Regions from separate parts of the Homo sapiens genome. Here all the other regions are linked to region 1. Evidence: chromatin contacts called from ENCODE Hi-C or POLR2A ChIA-PET data. All regions are on one chromosome and are shown on one strand. Each heading gives the region's core, a stretch centred on a gene start or an enhancer-like site at or near the end of the contact. The rest is flanking DNA. Distances are from core to core; before and after follow the strand shown. Region 1 has its middle 20 kb from the start of CDKN1B. Region 2 overlaps DUSP16 (dual specificity phosphatase 16). Region 3 overlaps GPRC5A (G protein-coupled receptor class C group 5 member A).

What was found. A loop is a pair of places that touch in the nucleus more often than their neighbours do. ChIA-PET counts read pairs that join two places held with the same protein, here RNA polymerase II (POLR2A). Pooled maps may share reads with other maps.
Region 2: a loop to region 1 is called in a pooled map, with 2.9 times the contacts of the local background. The contact joins two enhancer-like sites. A Hi-C loop is called at or near these places in 1 of 168 maps with a recorded cell type or tissue (CD4-positive, alpha-beta memory T cell), 2 of 37 single-sample maps with no recorded cell type and 9 of 50 pooled maps. POLR2A ChIA-PET finds 5 or more read pairs at or near these places in 10 of 52 experiments (CD4-positive, alpha-beta T cell, CD4-positive, alpha-beta memory T cell, GM10248 and 6 more).
Region 3: a loop to region 1 is called in a pooled map, with 4 times the contacts of the local background. The contact joins two enhancer-like sites. A Hi-C loop is called at or near these places in 14 of 168 maps with a recorded cell type or tissue (Caco-2, Calu3, HCT116 and 10 more) and 16 of 50 pooled maps. POLR2A ChIA-PET finds 5 or more read pairs at or near these places in 11 of 52 experiments (BJ, H1, HEK293 and 8 more).

The regions. Positions count from the first base shown.
Region 1 is chr12:12,734,967-12,739,256 of GRCh38, forward strand. It overlaps a transcript of APOLD1 not described here. Among named protein-coding and RNA genes, the nearest start is that of CDKN1B, 20 kb to the left of the region's middle. Within about 2 kb of position 1,950, at least 13 of the 41 ENCODE cell types and tissues checked have a DNase peak (open chromatin) inside an H3K27ac peak, as active enhancers do; they include ascending aorta and endothelial cell of umbilical vein, where a contact is called at or near this core.
Region 2 is chr12:12,504,330-12,508,619 of GRCh38, forward strand. All of the region lies in intron 3 of DUSP16 (dual specificity phosphatase 16), which reads right to left. Among named protein-coding and RNA genes, the nearest start is that of DUSP16, 56 kb to the right of the region's middle. Within about 2 kb of position 2,407, at least 13 of the 41 ENCODE cell types and tissues checked have a DNase peak (open chromatin) inside an H3K27ac peak, as active enhancers do.
Region 3 is chr12:12,897,755-12,902,044 of GRCh38, forward strand. The region is part of intron 1 of GPRC5A (G protein-coupled receptor class C group 5 member A); the gene reads left to right. Among named protein-coding and RNA genes, the nearest start is that of GPRC5A, 8.3 kb to the left of the region's middle. Within about 2 kb of position 1,802, at least 12 of the 41 ENCODE cell types and tissues checked have a DNase peak (open chromatin) inside an H3K27ac peak, as active enhancers do; they include ascending aorta and endothelial cell of umbilical vein, where a contact is called at or near this core.

The DNA.
Region 1 (4,290 bases), core at 700-3,199:
GAGCTTCTGCTTCATGCTGTAGCAGTTTGGATCCCAGACAAGGTGACTAACTGAGGAAGCAAGCAGGGGCTAAAATCGAAACTCTTTCCCCAAGCCAGCCTGTGTTTACTGAAAAGAAAAGGGCCTTTAAAAATCCACCAACACTCCCTTTAGCTGAGCAGCCACTTATAGTCCCAGCTACTCGGGAGTTTGAGGTGGAAGGATCCCTTGAGCCCAGGAGTTCCAGTCCACCTGAGCAACAGAACAAGACCCCATCTCTAAAACAAACAAACAAACAAAATAAAAAATGCCATTCCATCCCCCTCACCTGCAGTGCCTTCCCCTATGTTCCAGTGGCTGCCTGTAGGATGCTGTAAGAGTTTGAAACAGGGGCCCTGACCTAGAGCGAGGGTTAGAGAATCCCTCCTAAAGAAATGACTTTCAAGTTGAGACCTGGAAGCTGAGCATGAGTTAACCAGTTGAAAGGAGGAAAGGAAGGAGAGTGAGCCAAGCAGAACACAGTCCAAGGCTGCAAGTCAGAGAAGAGCTTTGAAAGAATGTGCTTGTGGCTGGGGGGCAGTGAGCCAATGGCAGAAGGAATGAGTGCTGTGGCTGGAGTGATGGGCTTTTTAAGCCACATTAGGAATTTTGGACTTTAAGTGCAATGGGAAGCCACTGGATAATTTAAAGGTGACTTGGCAGGCACAGTGGCTGATGCCTGCAATCTCAGTGCTTTGGGAGGCCAAAGTGGATTGCTTGGGAGGCCGAAGAGGATCATTCGAGGTTAGGCATCGAAGACCTGCCTGGACAATGTGAGGCCTCATTTCTACAATAAATAAATAAATAAATAAATAAGCCAGGCATGGTGGTGAGCACCTGTAGTCATACCTACTTGGGAAGCTGAAGCAGGAGGATCGCTTGGGCCCAGGAATTCACAGTTTTAGTGAGCTATAATCCACCACTGCCACTCAGGCCTGGGTGACAGAGTGAGATCTTGTCTCTAAACTAAAATAAAATAAGCTCACACCTGTAATGTCAGCACTTTGAGAAGCTGAGGCAGGTGGATCACTTGAACCCAGCCTGGGTACCATGGCAAAACCCCATCTCTACTAAAAATACAAACAACTAGGCTGGGAGCAGTGGTTCATGCCTGTAATCCCAGCATTTTGGGAGGCTGAGGCGGGTGGATCACTCAGGAGTTCAAGACTGGCCTGGCCAGCCTGGTGAAACCCCGTCTCTACTAAAAATACAAAAAATTAGGTGAGCGTGGTGGTGTGTGCCTGTAATCCCAGCTACTCGAGAGGCTGAGGCAGGAGAACTGCTTGAACCCAGGAGGAGGAGGTTGCGGTGAGCCAAGATCACGCCACTGCACTCCAGCCTGGGCAATAAGAGTGAGAGTCTGTCTCAAAAAAAACAAAACAAAACAAAAAAACTAGCTGGGCATGGTGGTGTGCACCTGTAGTCCCAGCTACTTGGGAGGCTGAGGTGGGAGAATCACCTGAGCCTGGGAGGTCAAGGCTATAGTGAGCCATGATCACGCCACTGCACTCCAGCCTGGGTGACAGACTGAGACCCTGTCTCAAAAGAATAAATAAATAAAATAAAATAAGAGAGTGACTTGAGCAGCTTCAAATAAATTTTATTGTTTCCTCACTTTATCTAATATTAATTGAAATCCTTAGTCTTATGTTGGGGTTATCCCAATAGGACGTGGGAAAGAAAGTTCAAGCTTTCGCCTTGATAGTTCTCCATGATGCTGCTTAACATAAACAATCGAGTTTTCAAAAACCAAAACTCTTGATTTCATTAAGTAAGGAGGGTGTAATGTGTAGTGCTTGGGCCGTTAGAGGGGATGTGGTCACAAGTGGTATATCTGAGGCTTTTGAAGGAGTGCATTCAAGGAAGAGCCCTGCTTGGTGTCAGCTACTGAACCAGAGATCCGAAGAAGTGGACCTCGCCAGCCTCCTGCTCCACCCCGCTACCAGTCTTAGCTGGAGCTCCCTTTTCTTTGTCATACTCAGCCAGTTGCTCATTGCTGTTTTAGAGTCTGGCCCATGTTTTGCTCTTTGGCTGTGCGATTGGCGTGAATCTTCTAAGCAAATGAATAGCTTAGAGGTGAATACTGAATCTTTTGCTTCAAGTAGCTCAGCATTTTTGTCTTTCATTTTTACTAAGTGACTAGATTCAGTATTCGAAGATGTTTTGGCCAAATGATTCATTATTTATTTGGCTTTAGAAAGAGACTTCAAAAGGATAATAGAAATAAACAACCCAGAGGTTTTTTTTTTAAATTGAAGATTAATAAAAGAGAGACCTCTGCTGGCTACAGTGGGGTAACAACCTAGAGTTGGCCACTGACTCCACAGGAAGCTATAATGGCTGTGACCCACCCCATACGCTTTTACAGTTGTCAGCAAATTGATCACTATTTGTTCACTTCTTCAGCAATCAACTCAAGTTCTTTTGGAGTTCATTGAAGTGAGGTATAATTCCCAGTCCAATCACCACTGTTTCTGTTTCAATCTTTAGGAAAAGTATTAGTCTTTTATATTTCTCGAACATAATAGCTTTACATATGAGCCCCTGCCAAACTGAGACCTGAAATAATTCCTGCATCTTACCTTCTCTGTTTCCTTTCCCCTTTTTTGCCTCCACCTCTCCTCCTCCCCTTCTCCAGTAAAACAAAATAAAACAAATCTACACTCAAGAGAGAGTACTGATAGAAAGTGAGAAGGAGGGAGCTGGGCGCTTATCTTTGGCATATCCTCAGCTGAGGATCCAAGCTGGGGGGCCCAGGGTTGGTGTTAACTACCTGAGTAGAGCTGTAGTTCCTACTGATGTCTTCCGTGGGATTTGTTCAACCGTGGGAATGTGGCTGCACGATAGTGGAGCAAGATTCAGTGAATGCTTCAGAATATGGAGGGTCGTTATCTAGGGGGAGGAAGGGGACTGAATGTTCTCTTGAGACCTTTTGTTGGCAACAACAATAATGAGTGCCTACTATGTGCCAGGCCCTGGACTAAGTACCTTAAATACCTTAATTCTGTTTCCTGCTTTTCTTCTCTCTTCACAGTCTTAAGAATGTCTTTCTATGAGAAAAACATTGAATATATGTAAAGAACTTACAACAAGGCCTGCATAAAGTAGTAGCTATGCATGTGTTCACTATTTTATTATTATGTTTTTACTCTGGAATATGCTGCCACTCCTACACATGAGGAGAGGCTCTCCCCATACTCACCAGAGCAAGCAAGTCCTTTTTTTTTTTTTTTTTTTTAAGACACATGGAGTCTTGCTCTATTGCCCAGGCTGCAGTGCAGTGGCATGATCATGGCTCACTGCAGCCTCGACCTCTTGGGCTCAGGCAGTCCTCCTGCCTCAGCCTCCTGAGTAGCTGGGACTGCAGGTGTATGCCACCACACCTGGCTAATTTTAAATTTTTTAGAGATGGGGTCTCACTATGTTGCCCTGGCTGGTCTTGAACTCCTTTGCTCAAGCAGTCCTCCCAACTTAGCCTCCCAAATCATTGGGATGAGAAGCATGAACCACTGTGCCTGGTTAATTACATAGATATTTACATATCTACTATCTTAAAACGGTGTCCTTTTAAGAATTTCAAATGATGCTTTATAGTTTCTAATATGGTGCACTGGGTATACTGTTGATATTTAAAGTTTTGTGAATGATAAATTTCCCTACTTCAGTAGTGCCATAGAATTAATTGATTCTTGTATCTGAAATTTAATGAGTGCTTATGAAGTATGCTGGACTGTGCTAGGTTCTGACAGCATTTGAAAAGAAGTTTGACATCTGCCTGTCTGTCCCCTTTTGGCTGCCTATGAGGTGTGTAAGATGGCTGCAATTTGAGGAGGCATCCTTTGTTCCTGAGGATAGAAGGTGCATTGTGGAGTAGAAAGATACAGGAACTATAGGCGATGCCACACCAACTCTGTGCCACTTATCTCCAGAATTCCTGTACAGAAAAGAAAAGTACACTTTTATCTTGTTTAAGCCACTATGATTTCTGGGCTCTGTTACTAGCTGCCAAATGCAAATCTTAACAGATACAGAAGTCCTTGAGGATTTTTGAGCAAGGAACTGACTGTAAAACTGGTGGCTCTGCAAGGGACAGATTTGGGGAGGGGGGTGTTCTGGAGAATCCTAAGAGATAAAGTTGGCTTGGTAGGTGGGGACAGATAGTAGGGGAGACTGAATGCGGAGAATACACATCTTGCACAGGTCACTGAATTTTGTTTCTTTTTCCCAGGACACCTCTGCTAAACTCCTATTTTTACCGTGGTTATTTAAATA
Region 2 (4,290 bases), core at 1,157-3,656, 230 kb before region 1:
CAGCTCACTGCAACCTCTGCCTCCCAGGCTCAAGTGATCCTCCCACCTCAGCTTCCCGAGTAGCCAGGGCTACAGGGGAACACCACCACGCCCAGCTAATTTTTGTATTTTTGTAGAGACAGGGTCCTTCCTATGTTGCCCAGGCTGGTCTCAAACTCCTAGGCACAAGTGATCTACCCACCTTGGCCTCCCACAGTGCTGGGTTTACAGGCATGAGCCACTGCGCCCTGCCAGTTCTGGTGTTTCTCTAAAGAACTGTCTTCATATATTTTTCAATTCTGGCTCTAAAACAGTTCCTGGAATGGTTGTCATTTAAATTCAACAAAACAGCTTGGGCAACATGGATAAACCCAATCTCTGTTAAAAAAAAAAAAAAAAAAAAAGAAAGAAAGAAAAAATTAGCCAGGCATGGTGGAGTATTCCTGTAGTTCCAGCTACTTGAGAGGCTGAGGTGGGAGGACTGTTTGAGCCCAGGAGGTTGATGATGCAGTGAGCTGTGATCGCACCACTGCACTCCAGCCTGGGTGACAAAGTGAGACCCTGTCTCAAAAAAATACATACATACATCCAACAAAACAATATTCCAATAAATGTTCTCAAAGAGAAAACAGAGAATCCAAGGAAACACCACTTGAATTTCATTTGAACCTTATAAATGATTATTTTTATAAATAATGTATGTAATCCTAGAATGTACTGAACACTTACTGCGTGACAAACATTGCTCTAAGCACTCTATAGGTATTTACACACTCTTACAGCTGCCCTATGAGATAGGTGTTACTACTAATCCCATTTATAGATAAGGCTCAGAATCACATAATATAGGCTCAGAATCACGTAATATAATAACCGGAAGAGCCAGGTTATAAGTCTACTTTTCTAAATCCTATGGAATTACTTTCAACTCTCCCTTGGATGCAGGGACAGCCTTGCTGATGATATTCATGGGGTCCTGGCCTCCCCAGCTGTGACCAGGCTAAAAAGGCCATGGTCCTCTCCCAAACTGATGGAAGAGCCTTGTTTCCCCAAAGCTATATCGCTCAAAGGCTTCAATGAGGGAGAAGGAAGAAGATCCGACAAGAACAGAGAAAGGAGAATCTCTTTAAAGGCAATTTCACATGACACCAATAACAAAGTTTACAGATGAACTGGTTGAAATGTAAATATGGTCACTGGTTTGTTCATGACCACCATTTACAAGTTGGTAGTAGACCTTGGCTGTCAGGTCACCCCCCACAGAACAACTTTCAGAGGAGATGCAATTCTGCAATAATCATAAACTGAGCCATCAGCCAGGCTGTTCGAGGTCCAGTTCTATCGTTAATTGGTACAGTGATCCTAGATCACTTTGATTTCAGTGGACCTCAAAAGTAAGTGTGGCTCTAGAAAGTTCTAAGACAGAGAACAGAAAGGAGAGAAAGAAACCATTGTTCAGCTTCAAAACAAAAGAGCCAAACAAAACAACACTACACTGTAAAACACATTATAAAACAAAAAGAAGCCTCTTTTTCACAAATCTTTCTCAACTGATATCTAGAACAAACTCAAACAAATATTTAAAAATATTTAACAGATTTAGCTGCAATCAGAACATTCATTTAGTGCTCAGTTTGGCTTGAAATGTCCCAGACTGGCTCCCAGTCACTTCCAGAAAACCCTACCTCAGCCAGAGCACATTTTCACTGATCTTTATCTATGACAATGTTCCACTCTGCTGACATCCTCCTTCATTGACAGTTTTTTCCATTCACTGACCTTTCATTCACTGCTGCACTCTAGTGACTCCAGTTTCGTTTCATTAATTAACAACAGATGAGACACTGCCTGATTTCCCTTGGACCTCTAAAAACTAACTGTGGCCTCACCAGCAACTCAGTTTTGAAACATGCTTAAAATGTCCCTCTTCCTTTCGTAAGTTCTCTTACAAACAAGATCCACTTCAGAAGAAAAGTTCATTTATGCAAACGTTCTGCTCCAAATGGCTAACGGAGACAAAGAATCAAGCGTCCTCTTATCTGCCCTTATCATAACTTTGTTGTCCCAGGGACTCCAAGCTAGATTCCATTACAAGACATAACATCAGTCCGTTATCCGCTATTTACTGTGAAAAGCAGTACCGAAAAACTGATAAGCTTCTTGAAAAAATTTGCGCCTATTTTTTAAAGTTGTCTGAAGACTTGGCTCACTGTCCAATCTTGCCAAGTTTCTCCTATTCCTAATTTTATGCTGTTTATCATCTGGGAATGCAGAAAACAAAGTCATAGTAACCCACATGTGTTTCCCTAACATGGACCTGAACCTAAGAATGACTGTGCCCCCTACTCTGGAAGTATCTGTGCTAAGAGGAAGGAAGACAAATACACAGCTATTTCCAGCCTGCTGAGAAACAGGGATGGGCAGTCCCTGCAGGCAGAGAAGCGTCTTGGCCTCTACAGCTGTGGATGCACAGGCAGCCAGACCGCAATGCTAAAACCCATGTTTCTGTTAGTCTTCCATAAATCCAACCAAAAGAATGCATGTTTACAAATAAAAACATAGATACTACTTCCGACACAGAAAACATCTGGTACAGCTTCTAAGGCATTCCTCATTTAGATAACACCTTCTCCTAATTCAGCCATGAAAACGTCTTCCCTTAAGATCACCTCCTTCACAATTCCAATTATAAATATGATTTTCTGTAAAAGCAAACGTGAACCACCATTCCATTTTGGGGGGGAAAAATCTGCCAAGTAAAATAAAATACATATAACAACTCTACTAAACAATTCCAATTAGTCACTCTTTTCTCTTCCCTCTCACCCATGCAATCAGTTATATATCACAGTATTTTCTTTAAATGAAAGTATATTTACATAATAAACAAAAGTAGCACTTTACTGTGGCTTACTGATATTCTTAAAATGTTTTTAAGGCCAAAGTTCTAAAAATAGATCCCTCTCCTTTTAGCAGTTCCATGACTTTAAAGATGGTTTCCTGCAGGGAGAGACAGAGGGCCTTTCCACTCATGCCTTCATTTAAATAGGGAGCAAGTCACTAGGGATTTATCAACTGGCAGAGCCGCCTTCAAGGAAGGCAGAATCAAAGAGAACTGCCCTCCCACCCTATATTGTGAATGGATTCCATGGTTATACAAAGAAATAATATTGATATAAAGCTCTACTTTATGGAAGACATTTTCCTAAAAAGTCATATGCAAATTTAACTTTTGTATTTTAAATCATCTGCATATAGTTCATATGGTTTCACAGTTTTTGAACTATGCGGTTAAATTCTTGTTGTTGTTGTTTTTTGGAGATGGAGTTTCACTCTTGTTGCCCAGGCTGGAGTGCAATGGTGCGATCTCCGCTCACCGCAACCTCCACCTCCCGGGTTCAAGCAATTCTCCTGCCTCAGCCTCCCGAGTAGCTGGGATCACAGGCATGCGCCATCATGCCCGGCTAATTTTGTATTGTTAGTAAACACGGGGTTTCTCCATGTTGGTCAGGCTGGTCTCGAACTCCCAACCTCAGGTGATCAGCCCGCCTTGGCCTCCCAAAGCGCTGGGATTACAGGCGTGAGCCACCGTGCCCAGCCATTAAATTCTTTTGTAGTTCTCAAGTAGTTTAATTCTTTTGTAAAACAAAACTCCCTTTTTGTAACATAAACACAATCCTTTCATTTGCTTATTTTAGAATATATGTGAAAAACTAGAGTACACCTTCACCTGTAGAGGACAGTTCTCTCTTCTCTCCATACTGGAAAGAAAATCTGTTGCTTTACCATCACACAAAGGAGACAACTCTAACATTAAAAATGGAAAATACTGAAAATGTTTATTTTGCAGTAAAGTACTTTAATTGCTCTTAAGAGTAATTCTGTTATGCCTCAGTCTGACATGTCTGATTTAGGCAACTTTATTCTCTAGACACTCAAAAACAGACTAAAGTATGGTCACAATTCTTTCGGGATCAGCAGACAGTAAACATGGAGAGTTGAAACTAGTTGAAGAAAAGAAAAGAAAAAAAAAAGCAACATAATTTCATACCCCTAAAGAAAGCAAACAAAATATGTAACTAATGTTTCAATGTAGATACTTTGGTCTGGATAAGCCAAGCCACACAGGTTTGGTAAATTACTCCTAGGAAGGTAGAGAGCATAGCATTTTTTCCACAGCATTAGCAGCATTCCACCTTTTCCCATATAGCCAACTCTCCAATTGAGCCATACTAAAGAGAAAAATCCCAAATGATCTAAAGCATTAATTTAAAGCTCTTATTCCATCCACCCCCATCTACTGGAGCACAG
Region 3 (4,290 bases), core at 552-3,051, 160 kb after region 1:
TGAGCCACCATGCCTGGTTCATTTTTGTATTTGTAGTAGAGATGGAGTTTCACCATGCTGGCCAGGCTGGTCTCTTAACGCCTGACCTCAGGTGATCTACCCGCCTCGGCCTCCCAAAGTTCTGGGCTCACAGGTGTGAGCCACTGCGCCCGGCCGATAATTTCTTTTTAACCTCCTTTGCGGACTCCTACCTAGATGAGATGGTGCTCCACATGGTTCTGTCCTTGGCTTCCCATGTGATCTTGTCTCCTCTTGAGGCTTCAGATACCACTCTAGGTGATGACTGCCAGTCTGTGCTTACAGCCCAAACCTCTCCTGAGCACCAACCCATATGCCCACGGTGCAGAGACAGCACAACCCAGTGTCAAGGAGCCTGGCTTTTAAGAGTCATGTAATCTTGGGCAAGTTATGTAATTTCTCTGTGCCTCAGTTTCCTCAGCTGTTAAAGGAAGGCATAATAATAGGGTTGTTGTGAGGATTAAATAACACCATATATGGCCAGGAGCAGTGGCTTGTGCCTGTAATCCCAGTACTTTGGGAGGCCGAGGCGGGCAGATCACCTGAGCCTCAGGAGTTGAAGAGCTGCCTGGGCAACATAGCGAGACCCCACCTCTACAAAAAATACAAAAAGTAGCTAGATGTGGTGGTGCGCACCTGTCCCAGCTATTCAGGAGGCTGAGGTAGGAGGATCACCTGAGCCCAGGAAGTCGAAGCTGCCGTGAGCTGTGATTGTGCCATTGCATCACTCCAGCCTGGGCGACAGAGAGACTTTGTCTCAAAAGAAAAAAAAAAAGAAAAAAGAAAGGAAACCATATATGGCTCAGAGGAAACTCTCAAGAGGACTTGGGTCTTTTGACTTGTTATTCCTGGATAGCTCCACGTGCAGGTCGCATATTTATCAAAGAGCCAACAAAGCTACACTTAGCATCTCTCCTTTCAAGCCTGTATTTCTAGGCTCTGACAGTGGTGCCACTCAGTTGCCTAAGCCAGAAATCTGGGAGTTAACCTGGGCTTTTCCATTCCCAAAGCCCTGTCTCTTCTACCTTCATAAAAATCTCCTACCATTTCCTGTTCATCTTTCATGTTTCATCTCCCTGCTTTCTTCCCTAAAGCATTAAACATTAAAAATAATTATTTTAAAACCCCACTAGGTAGAATGGGTCACTGTTTTCCATGTGCCCTCAGCATTCCTAATGTATTCCATAACTTCTTAGTTGTATGTCAGTGTGATTATTATTCATTCCAAGGGCAGTGGCCACAATTTTATATTTATTTATTTAGTTTTTTGTTTTGAGACAGGGTCTCACTCTGTTGCCCAGGCTGGAGTGCAATGGCATGATCATAGTTCACTGCAGCCTCGAGTTCCTGGGCTCAAGCAATCCTCTTGCTTCACCCTCCGAGTAGGGGGATCACAGGTGTGATCCTGGCTAAATTAGCACCCGGCTAATTTTTAATTTCTTTTTGTACAGCGGGGGTCTCACTATGCTGCCCAGGTTGGTCTCAAACTCCTGGGCTCGAGTGGTCCTCCCATCTCTCGGCCTCTCAAAGTACTGGGATTACAGGCGTAAGCTACTGCCCCCGGCCAGGGTTGCTTGTTTTGGAGACTTCTCAGCAAGCCAATGCTTGAATATATGGTGGTTTAAATGGAGAGAGGTTGGGGTCAGGGAGAAAAGCTCTAGAGATGATGACAGTGATTTAGAGGTGAAAAGGAGGATTGAATTATGATTATGACTACTTATAAAGAGCTATTCTTTCTGACCATGTGACACTGGACATGTACCTTCCTCACTCTGTTAGGTTTCTCACCTATAAAATGGGCTGTAGGAATGTTAAATGAGGTAATGGATGTAAAAGCATGTAAATGAGAGAATATGTGTAAAAATACATAACTACTCAGCATAGTGCCTGACTCATAATAGGACTCAGGAGGTGACAGTAGCTGTCATTATTCTTACTCATAATTACATCATGACTGTTATTACTACTGACTGAATGTAGCAATTCGAGAATAGAGAAAAAATGAAAATGCTAGAAAGTCACACATTTTCAGGGCTGGGCTGGCGCGAAGACACATTTTGACAGAATGAGAGAAATCTCATAGGAAGGAAGACAAAGTCAGTTTGTCTTTGCAAGGTTCTGGGCCCCAGATGATTCATTCTCAGATGCTCTGGGAAGGACTGCGTAGAATAAGCATGGGCAAACTTCCAGGCCTAGTCACAAGCAACTCTACACACTTTCCCCATCTCTCTGGTTGCGAAGAGGAGTCTCAGGTTAGAAACCCAAAGCGGGAGACTCATCACATGTTCACGTTTTTCCCTGCACAGTGGTCAGTGCTGTGTGTCAGTCAAGGCCATGTCTAGGGTCAGCGCTGCTCCAGGAGCCTCTGGCTTTGTCCTTCAGGTGGGCAGTCCCTTGCTGTGTCTCTTCTTCAGACCCTTCAACCTTACCTCTAGCCCTGGCTTTTAGTTTGGGTAGGAGTTTGTGGCACATACTCTTTTAATGACAGGAGATGGGGCAAGAATGAGGATGAGGGGGAGAAAGAAAGACATCTGGAAGTTTTGTACATGAAGCTCCCCAGGTGGGTGAACGGTGGAGCTGAACATGAGTTCAGACCACGTAGTTCAGCAGCGTGTCCTGCATTTTATAGATGAGAGGAGGCTTTGAGAGGTCAAGTGACTTACTTGTTCACACAGCCTGGCAGCTGAAACCCCTTCTCCCTAAAGGGGAGGAGGAACAGAGGGCTTGGAGTTGACCCAAGAAATGACTTCGCCCTCCTCTTCCTTTCCTCCCTCTTCCTCTTGTTCTTATTCTTCCCTTCCCTCTCCCTCTTCCCCACTGGTTTTTCTAAACCTTTCTTTTGGGGCCGGGCACAGTGGCTCACGCCTGTAATCCCAGCACTTTGGGAGGCCGAGGCGGGCCTGAGGTCGGGAGGTCGAGACCAGCCTGACCAACATGGAGAAACCCCATCTCTACTAAAAATACAAAATTAGCCGGGTGTGGTGGCACATGCCTGTAATCCCAGCCACTCGGGAGGCTGAGGCAGGAGAATCACTTGAACCTGGGAGATGGTGGTTGCAGTGAGCTGAGATCATGCCATTGCACTCCAGCCTGGGCAACAAGAGTAAAAACTCCGTCTCAAAAAAAAAAAAAAAAAAAAAACAAAAAAAAAACAACCCAGAAAAACCCAAAAAACAAACAAACAAAAGAACCAAAAACCCCTTTCTTTCATGCCTAGATTCATTCCAAAAAGGTTTAAGACAGCAACAAGTGATTCCAGGATCTCAGCTGTGGGCATCCTTGTGTTACTGGATGGCTGTGTGTTAATTGTTAGCAGCTGGAATAAGTGAAGAGGGTCTCGTCCTCATACTCAAAGTCCTTTGCTCATGCCCAAGGCCAGAGGCTACTCATGCTGAAACATTACCATCTCCCTCCAAAGTGCAGGGTTTAGTCACTGAGTACTGGGTGGAGCACATGACTGGATCCCAGTTAATCCCTCCCAGCTTACCAGTAAAACCTCAGGATTCATGCTTTCCTGGGAGCCACCTGCGGCCACTAAGATAGGAGCGGGGTTCAGACATGGCCAGGCGCTCCTAATCTCAGACCCAAAGTGCAATTTTTGGCAGCCTGCATGAGAAGGAGGGTGGGAGGAAAGGTGGCTAGAACCAAGGGTAGCAGCCTGGGGGCTTGAGAGGAAACCAGGCACAGCCCATCCTACCCTGTCTCACGAGCAGCCCGTCCTCCTCCTGACTCCCCTTACCCCACACACCGAGCGCCATTCTCTTGCTGCCTCATCTATTCTGGTTAGGTACTTACTGAGCATCAGGTGCTAGGCAAGTGGCTGGGGAGAGACAACGTTTAATGACTCAGTCTCCGCCTGCACAGAGCCTTTGAGTCTAGAGGGAGACACAGACTTACTGACAGGCTGGGTTGTGTAATAAGTGCTACGGGAGGAAAAGCTGAGAGTGTCTGAGAATTTATGAGATGTGTGTCTCATCAGACTTGGGCATCAAAAAAAAAAAAAAAAAAAAACCATCCTGGAGGAAAGGACCTCTACGTCAAGTGAAGGGTGGGGTCCATTTGGTTTTTATAGGAGCAAGTTCTTTGTTGGCTGGACTCTAGATCTCCCGTCCTTTGACTTTGGTTACAAATAATATCCAAACCACCGCTAGTCTCATTCTCTTTTCTCTTTCCTGCTCTAGCCCTTTGCTCCTCTCCCAGGCTGTTTCTCTAGCTCCAGACAGTTCATATTCCTAAATGCTGATCACTTCTCTTTTCCCTCTCAAATGCTGC